Linked DNA regions of Homo sapiens: region 1 is linked to region 2. A link is an interaction called in ENCODE POLR2A ChIA-PET data of the cell type or tissue named here. Cell type or tissue: HepG2. All regions are shown on one strand. Links, peaks and the distances in the headings refer to the core of each region. The heading gives the core; the rest is flanking DNA.

Region 1 (4,400 bases), core at 126-4,125, 51 kb after region 2:
TATAAATGTGGGATCCTCAGTAAGTAATTTTACTTCTCTGGACTTGGTTTTATCACCTGTAAAATGAAAACCGTGGGCTTAATAGATCTCTCATATAGGCTTGAGTTGCTTGTATGACTGTCTGTAGTTGTTTTTAGAAAAGTAATGACAAGTACATGGAAATAAATATTCAAATACTGTAGAGGGCAGGTAATAAGGAAATGTCATCTTTCCTGTGCCCTGACTCCCAGGTCTTTCTCCCAGGTCTTAGAGTAAGCCCCTTTGGCTAATTCTGTCTTATTCCTCTAAATAATATGTTAAGTCTCTGTTTCTTCATTTGTTAATCTACACAATACCATTTGTCTTTGTATTATTCAAGGTAAGAAATTTAGCATACTACCATCAATATTTTAATTTTAGATATATATTTTTATGATTTACATCCATTTCTTTTATTACTTAAATAGAATTAAAGCACTATTTCTTAACCCATCAGTTTTAAGTAGTATTCCTGACTCTCTTTGCTTTCTTCCACTTCTCCTCCCCCTTATATTTCCTAGCTTCTGTCAGTTAAATCATCACTTTTATATTGTCCAAAGTTATAATATTTAAATTCTCTTTTATAACTCTGGTTGTCTTAAGTGCTGTAACTATAGGTTAATTCTGAAAATTGAAAGTCAATACAGTATCATTATGTGAATATTATTTACTGCAAAACTACGAAATATGCCTGGACGTGCAGATGACAAGGTAGTCCTGTTTCACCAAACCTGGGCCACTTGAACAAGAATGCTCCAAGCATTGAAGTCACATTAATTCTCTTATTATACTCCACAAGTTGCTCAAAATCATTCTACATTTTTAGCTGGCTTCGTATTGTGAATGGCTTTAATTTTCAAATACCCTCAAACTTGAAATTTAGATTGGTAGTTCTCAAACTTGACTGTACATTGGAATTACTGAGGGAGCTTTAAGAAATCTAATAGTTAGAGGATCCCAAGTCTAGGGTTTCTGATTTAATTGAGCTGGGGTGTGGCCTGAGCATCTCAGTTTTTAAAATTTTGCGGCTTGATTCCAATGACTAGCAAGAGTTGAAGACCTTTACTGTTGAAACCCAGTCATGTCTAGTAGAGTCAAAAGTAATGAAATACACTGAGTCTTTGGACAGCAAGAGCAGAAAAGTGAAACCCGATAGCAGCTGAAGGTTTATAGAATATTTATTTCTTTTTTGGTTGCAGCTATCTCCTTCCCAACCTACCACTGCTAAGACTGTTTCATAAGATGCACTTCTCTACACTCAGCTAATGAGGTGTTTCAATCAGCAGTTGTTCTTTGGATGAGGAGCCGATATTGTTTTAAAGCCTATTATTTTCTTGGGTGGGTATTCTGGAGCATGGGGAGCTGAAAGTGTTGCAAGGAAACTGCTGTGTGAAATTTGATCAGGTCCTTGGTATTCATTTTTATGTTTCAATAACTGATTTATTTTTTCCCCCTTGTACTTAAGATTTAACATGTGTTGTATTTCCAGCAGTTCAAATCTAATTGTGTCGAATTTCCAGGATTGGAGGAAAAGTTGCTCCCTTTCAGCCCTCCTACTAGAAGCACTGGAGCTAGGCTGGCGGGCATTGGACCCTAGTAGGTATAGCAGGCTGTGAAGAGCGACTGGGTGGAAGCAGCCCCAGAAGAACCCGTGTGAACATACTGTCCTTTGGCCGCCTGGCAGTTAGCCTAGAAGACAAATATGAGAGAGGAGACTGGTTAGAGTAAATGTGACCCCACCTTGACCCTGTCTGCCTCTCATGGGAAACCAGTCAAACCTTCACTCAGATTTTCTTCTTTTTACAGCAATGTTGCTGAATATTGCTGGGGATACCATCCCCTTCTATAAAGTATCTCCCCTTTTTATCCCAGTTTTCTGAGCATTTCTTTGGTAAGCTTGAGGTTTGTGTCAGTTACTGGGGAAATCTCTGTTCAGTACCAACAATATTGCAGCAACAGTACTAGAAACTAAAGTTGAAAAATTTCTCACTAGTATAGTACACTATACCAAAAGAAAAACATGTTTATTTTAAAAACATTTCCATTTTCTACCTATATTGGTCTAGAAGAATATGTAATTTTTATTTAGTTATTGTAGTATCATTTGCTTTCCTGTATACATTCCAGTTAAAGATAAATTCAGAATTATGAAACTTACGACAATATTTGAATGTCACTCAGTGGTACCACTTCTTCCAGTCAGTGTTGCTATTGTCTGTTCTCTCCAGGACTTATTTCTACATTTTACATCAATGGTTCTCCAACTGTGTTTCATGGTCTACCAGCATCCCTTAGGAACATGTTAAAAATAGAAATTCCCTGGCCTTACCCCTGACCTACTGAATTAGAAACTCAGTGGGTGAGACCCATAATCTGCATTTTTAACAAGCGCTTCAAGTGGGGGTAGGGGAAATGAAAAGAGGTTGGTAATGGGTACAAAAATACAGTTAGGCAGAAGGAATAAGTTCTAGTGTTTGATACAACAGTAAGATGACTATAGTTAACAATGATTTATTACATATTTTAAAATAGCTGGAAGAGAAGATTTGGAATGTTCCAAACCCAAAGAAATAATAAATATTTGGAGTGAATACCCTAATTATCCTGATTTGATCATTATACATTATATGCATATATAAAAAATCACAGATACCCCACAGATCTATACAATTATTGTGTGTAAATATAAAAGATCATGACAACAAAACCAAAATCACCTTCAGGTGATTCAGATCCACACTGGAGCTTGGGAAGCACCATCCTTGATGATAAACTCAGCTTCCCTTCTTCTGTGTGGATGTCCCTGATGACCTGCGCTTTCACAATCCCTCCATCATGTAAGCTAGGTCTCCTCAGTCCATCAGCCACACAGCAGCACTGCTGCACCCTGCTTTCCACAGTCAAGGTAAAGCACTACTTTGAAAATCTGATACCTCTCTTATGCCTGTGAGATGATGATTTAGCTTCCCTGGGGCCTTCCTTCCCTTTAGGGCCTCATCACCACACTTCTGACTACTCTTGATTCCTTGCCTAGCTTCCTCTATGGTCAGCAAGCTAACAGAGGCTATCGGTAAAATTTGTCACTCTTCTACCTTCCTATTAAACTTTCACTCTTCTACCCCGCTATTTTGCGTTCTGAATCTTCCTGCATGCTTTAGACTGCTGTTAGGAAAACTCAGGAATGAAGCTACCACACACTCACTCTTATTTCAGCTGCACATTACCTGATGCTTGGCTATGTCTGGCCATAACGTCCGATCAATTTCCTAGCAAGTTCCTTTAACTGCTTTTCTACGCTTTCCGACTGTCAGTATTGAAATTTCCATTTCTTCATCATTCTCAGCAGATACCCTCAACTGTAATCAGTCATCAACTGCTACATCTCTTGACTTATATAGAGCTGATTCCAACTGTATTCTCTTTTCTGCCTCTTCCCTCCTTTTTGTCTTACACCAGCTGTGCCACCTATGCTTAATATTGAGTCTCATGCAGTCCTGCTCCTCTAAGTTCTTCTCCACTCAATTATCCCCACTCTCCTCATCTTTACTGTCTCCTCTGGCTCCTCTTTCTTTACATTTAAACATGCCAAGCTCTCTCCTATTTGGCTAAACTCCAAGCTTCCTGGAGGACATGGCTATGTCTCATTTGTTCACCCCAGTTCTTGGCTCATAAAGCGTATTTTAAAAATTTTGGTTATTATTTGAATAAAAACTTTGTTGGTCCTCATTTCTCCTGGCAACCTTTCTGGGTCTTTTTCTGAAAAACTTCTTGAGTGGGCACCTTTCCTTTCCTCTTTATTGAAACTGTTTCAGTGAGGGTCACTGGTATGCTCCTAAATGCCAATCTCAGGGTCTTTTCTTGGCCTTTCTTTTGAATCTCTCTATAGCATGTTATTATTGGCCCTTTGAAATTGTTTACCCGGCTGGGTGTGGTGGCTCATGTCTGTAATCTCAGCACTTTGGGAGGTTGAGGTGGGCAGATCACCTGAGGTCAGGAGTTTGAGACTAGCCTGGCCAACATGGTGAAACCCCATCTTTACTAAAATATACAGAAATTAGCCAGGTATGGTGGCGCATGCCTCTAGTCCCAGCTACTTGGGAGGCTGAGGCAGAAGAATTGCTTGAATCCAGGAGGTGGAGGTTGCAGTGAGCCGAGATTGTGCCACTGTACTCCAGCCTGGGTGACAGAGTAACACTCCATCTCAAAACAAACAAACAAACAAACAAATAAACATGAAAGAAAGAAATTCTTCTGTCTTTATTCCCAGAATGCTTGGTTCACCCTACAATATAATCGCTGCTTTTCTTGGTTGCTTCTCTTCTTCATCTTCCCAAAATAAAAAGTATCCTAGGTTCAGTTCTTGGTCCTCTTATCTCCTTCCC
Region 2 (4,400 bases), core at 314-4,313:
TTTGGTTCTCAAAGAAATACATGATTCAAAAACATTTTTTAAATGATTGTATTAGCTAAAATCCTGACTTAACACTGCTCTGCTACATTCATTTGACTATACAGTGATGAAACCTTACACCTAAGCTTATGTAAATGATGAGCCCCTTTATTCAATAACGCCATGTTCATTTTTTGCAGGCTGACACGTGGTAAAAAGTAGGGACGGCCAGAGTATCATTCTACAGTCACTCTGTATAGGCAGCTTTTTTCCAAAATAAAGCAGAGCCCACACACTGAAAGAAACTTACGATGCACTTATTAGGGATATTCTATTCTTTTATAAGTGGTTTTAACTAAGACAGAGTGATCCCATCCATATTTGAAAGAAGTGGCTTGATTTAAAGGAGTATTGGGAATTTTTAAAAATTACTATAATTAAGTACAATGAATAAATAATAAATAAAGTGAAGTTGAATATATCTTAGTTTTAAATTATCATTTGCATAAATGAATAAGGATGTTTTTACCATCTGATTGACAAGAATGGGGGAACACTTAAAAGTACTGAGTCTTTTATCTTGGAAGAATGTTACAGTCATGAAATATTTGTGATCTGACTCAACCTCCTTATAACCTCACACAACTCAGCTCTCTTTTGTTCCCCCGATAGAAAACACACTTGAAGCGGGAGACCCAGCACATGCAGTGTTCAAGAGGATTCACAAACAGCACACCCTAAACCAGCACATCATCCCAAGATGGAAGGCCTGTACCAATAAGCAGATTTTTAACTGGGGTGGGATAATAGAGGCACAGCAATTTGTGCCATTTAATTCTTGGTCCCTATACATAATAAAGTGGTCTATATGCTATTTACTGGGTATTTTAAAAACTCAAATTTATCCGAACAAGTACATGGGTTATGGTGAATTTGGAAAGGAAAGCTTTTATTGCTTTTTTTTCTTCTGAGAAATTAACTTTGCTTTATTTGGCCCCACAATAAACTCTGAGAAATGTACCAAAACATGTTTAAACCACTTATTTATTGGTATTTGGAGATTTCTGTGGGAAACTATGAGCGTTCTGATAAGTTTTATAGCCATTAGGAAGCATGCTATATTATTAGATTCATGGAATAGTCTATAAATATGTAATATTTATGAAGCTAGAGGTTACAAAGTTTCTTGCATCCTCTATATTTGCTGCAATCTTTCAGTCCATCTTATCTCCAGCTTGTTGTGGCAACAAGGTAATAACCCATGCCTAAACTGAAACTCAACCTGACAGAGCCTGTACAAGGATCTGGGATATGGTTTCCATCACATCAAGATGAGGGTCTTCATATAGCTATAAGATTAGAGCTATAAGATAAGGCTGAAGAAGTATGCAGAAGTCAGATCATAGAAAGTTTTGTCTAACATTTGTTCATCTTTGAGTGCTTAGTATTGCCAGGTTCTATGATAAGCATTTTGCATGCATTATCCTTTTTTTTTTTTTTTTTTTTTTTGCTTTGTCACCCAGGCTGGAGTGCAGTATCAGGAACATGGCTCACTGCAGCCTCAATCTCCGAGGCTCAAGAGATCTTTCCTCCTCAGCCCCTGCTGAGTAGCTGGGACTACAGGTGCCTGCTACCACACCCAGCTAATTTTTTAGTATTTATAGAGAAAGAGTTTGGCTATGTTGCCCAGGCTGGTCTTGAACTGTTGGCCTCTATTAATCCTCCCATCTTGGCTTCAGTGCAGAAAAATTTAGCATAAATCCAAAGCTATGTAAAGCCCATAATGTAGGGACTACATAAACTATATGTAGTCACATTCTTAGACAAGCTTCAGAATTGTTGAGATGAAACTTGAGCTGGAGTAGAATATTACCACATTCTTGTTCAGACCCAAGGTTAACATTGATTGTAAGGCAGGAAGCAGTGCTCTAGGTATTATCCATATTCAAGTTAAATTTCTGGAGGGATAATGCATTTAAGGTGGAAAAACAATAATAACAATAACCAGAGTAATTCTACAAGCTATTCAAGCTAAATTTCTAGACGGATAATGTATTTAAAGTGGAAAAACAAGAATAACAATAAGCAGAGTAATTCTACTCACCTGGAGGGAGAAAGAGAGCTCCTCGAAGGCGGCCTTCTCGAACCTTAATTCGTGTGACACCAGGTGCCACATACCACCTCTCCAAAGTCAGGCTGGCCTTTGGAGCACTGGCAACTTTATTGTTCACTATTAACTCTAAGTCATAAAGTTTTACTTGGACCTGGAAAGGCCTATTCATCACATCTCTTTTCAACAGTCTTGTTAATAGCTTTTCAGGTTTCAGAGACCAGAAGAGACCCATGGGGTGGACTCCCATATAATCCCCTCCAAGTGAAGAAGCATGATTCAGGTCCACCTCACCGAATTCATTGGCCCTATAGTGGGCTTGAGAATAAAACATGTCTCCGTTTTCATCTTCCAGTGATGCCTGAAAACTCACCATCTGAAAGGGAATCAGGCCTGTAGCTCGGATATGCACTGGCTCATCAACAAGTGCACTCACAGGGGTAGCTGTCAACTGGATCATTTTTTTAGTGTGGCACCTGGGATGATTCTTCAGGAATATCTTCAGCAAAACCTCAAAACCTCAAAAAAGAAAGAAAGAGGAGCAGTAAAATAAAGTAGAGATAAGGGTTGATGAAAGGTGAATTGAATCAGCAGTCAGACCACTTAGGAGTCAGTTCTAACCCTCTAGTTCTTTAGAAACTTCCTGATATAGTCTTCTAGTACAAGACACCTGAGAGCTTTCAATGAATTTCCAGAAGACAGTAAGCAAGCTGACAAATTTTATAACAATAATGAACCACTGTTAAAGAAGCAGCAGCCAAAATATGCATGAATGGTATCAATACATCTAGGAAGATAACACAATCTGTTATACAGAACCTTTAAAAGAAATCAGGTACAATGGAGGATAAAAATAAGATGTGGGTTTGAAAATATGGTTATTTATTGAACGTTTATATATATATGAGACATTTGACTTCACGCTAATCCCTTCCTCAAGTCCTGGAAACAGAATGCCTTGCATCCAAGAGTTTACCTGCAACAGAACATAAAAAAATAGAGGGATCATGGAATAGGAATACTATACAGCCATGAAAAAATGAAACCATGTCCTTTGCAGCAACATGGATGCAGCTAAAGGCCATTTCCCTAAGTGAACTAATGAAGAAACAGATAACCAAATACCTCATGTTCTCAATTATAAGTGGGAGCTAAACATTGGGTACACACGGACATTGGGAACAGAAGACACTGGGGACTGCAAGAGGACAGAGAGAGGGATGGGGGCAAGGGCTGAAAAACTACCTATTGGGTACTTAATATCAGGGTGACAGGTTCACCTCAGCATCATCACACAATATACCTATGTAACAATCCTGCACATATACCCCCGATCCTAAAATGAAAGTTAAAAAAAAAAAAAACCCAGAAGGATCTTCTCAAAAGAATGAGAATAAAATCTTTGGAAAGAACAAAAGGGGTGGTGTGTGTATTGCTCTTTAGAGAAAAAACATCCATAGCTTTGTACTTAGGATTTACCCAAAGGAAAGCAAAACTAGAAGCTGACAGGCCATTCAGGTACATAAAAGTCTTGCTGAGCTTTTTGTAACCTTTTAAAAATTAAGAAATGCCCATCTCCTTTTGATTAGTGTGAAGAAAGCCACAAGAGTTACCACTGTTCTCTCTCTAACAAACACAACTATCTGCATAAACTACAAAATTAGTTTTGGGGTTGTTGGTTTTTTTTTTTTTTTTGGTCTTTATTTTTGTTTTGTTTGTAACTCATTAGATTACTGAGAATGCAAAGAATCTACATGAATTGAACTCCAGCAAGTGACAAGCTGCTCCATAGGAAACAGAAAGTTTTCTCTCCTACATGCTGATTTACAATTATGATAAAGCAGCAAAAAATAAACCCAACAGAAAAAAATAAGGAGAAATCAACAGAAAATTTAATGTACTTTTAATGGATATGTGTGGATTGGTTTGATAAACTAGAATTCCAAGAAACTGTAGCCACAGAGTAAGTCTTTCTCTATCTGCCAACTTTCCGTAGAGCTTCACCATGTGCTCAGACCGAGATCAGGGGTGCAAGCTGAAAGAAATCTGAGGCATTGCACACCTTCATGTAAAATAAGGCAGCTGCCTTTCAATGAATGGGGTCAGAGGAGCAGAGTAGAGAGAGAATAGGGAATAGGAAATGAAAACACCCTTATATCATATTTCACAAACTGTTCTAAAGACAGCAAATTCTTGCTCAGCTGCTTTTCCTTGCTGTAAAATAAGCTACCAGTAATTCTAAACCAATCTAGAATGCATTGTTTCTGGACCAAATATAAGCATGCATACTTACAAAAATGCTTGGCAATGA

The links. Peaks named below come from ENCODE experiments on the same cell type or tissue, not always from the same donor. Only the 100,000 strongest peaks of a DNase experiment are listed, where the experiment ranks them.
Region 1: POLR2A ChIA-PET joins it to region 2 with 5 read pairs; 2 of 35 experiments call an interaction of 5 or more read pairs at or near these places.

The regions. Positions count from the first base shown.
Region 1 is chr9:101,420,198-101,424,597 of GRCh38, forward strand. ALDOB (aldolase, fructose-bisphosphate B) reads right to left here. Exons shown (of 9, transcript NM_000035.4): 9 at 363-1,707. The coding sequence ends at 1,612. Among named protein-coding and RNA genes, the nearest start is that of ALDOB, 13 kb to the right of the region's middle. In HepG2, for the core only: no CTCF peak of the experiment used is centred there; a DNase peak (open chromatin) is centred at 1,704.
Region 2 is chr9:101,368,856-101,373,255 of GRCh38, forward strand. BAAT (bile acid-CoA:amino acid N-acyltransferase) reads right to left here. Exons shown (of 4, transcript NM_001701.4): 2 at 2,084-2,608. The coding sequence starts at 2,549. It also overlaps the pseudogene FYTTD1P1. Among named protein-coding and RNA genes, the nearest start is that of BAAT, 14 kb to the right of the region's middle. In HepG2, for the core only: no CTCF peak of the experiment used is centred there; no DNase peak of the experiment used is centred there.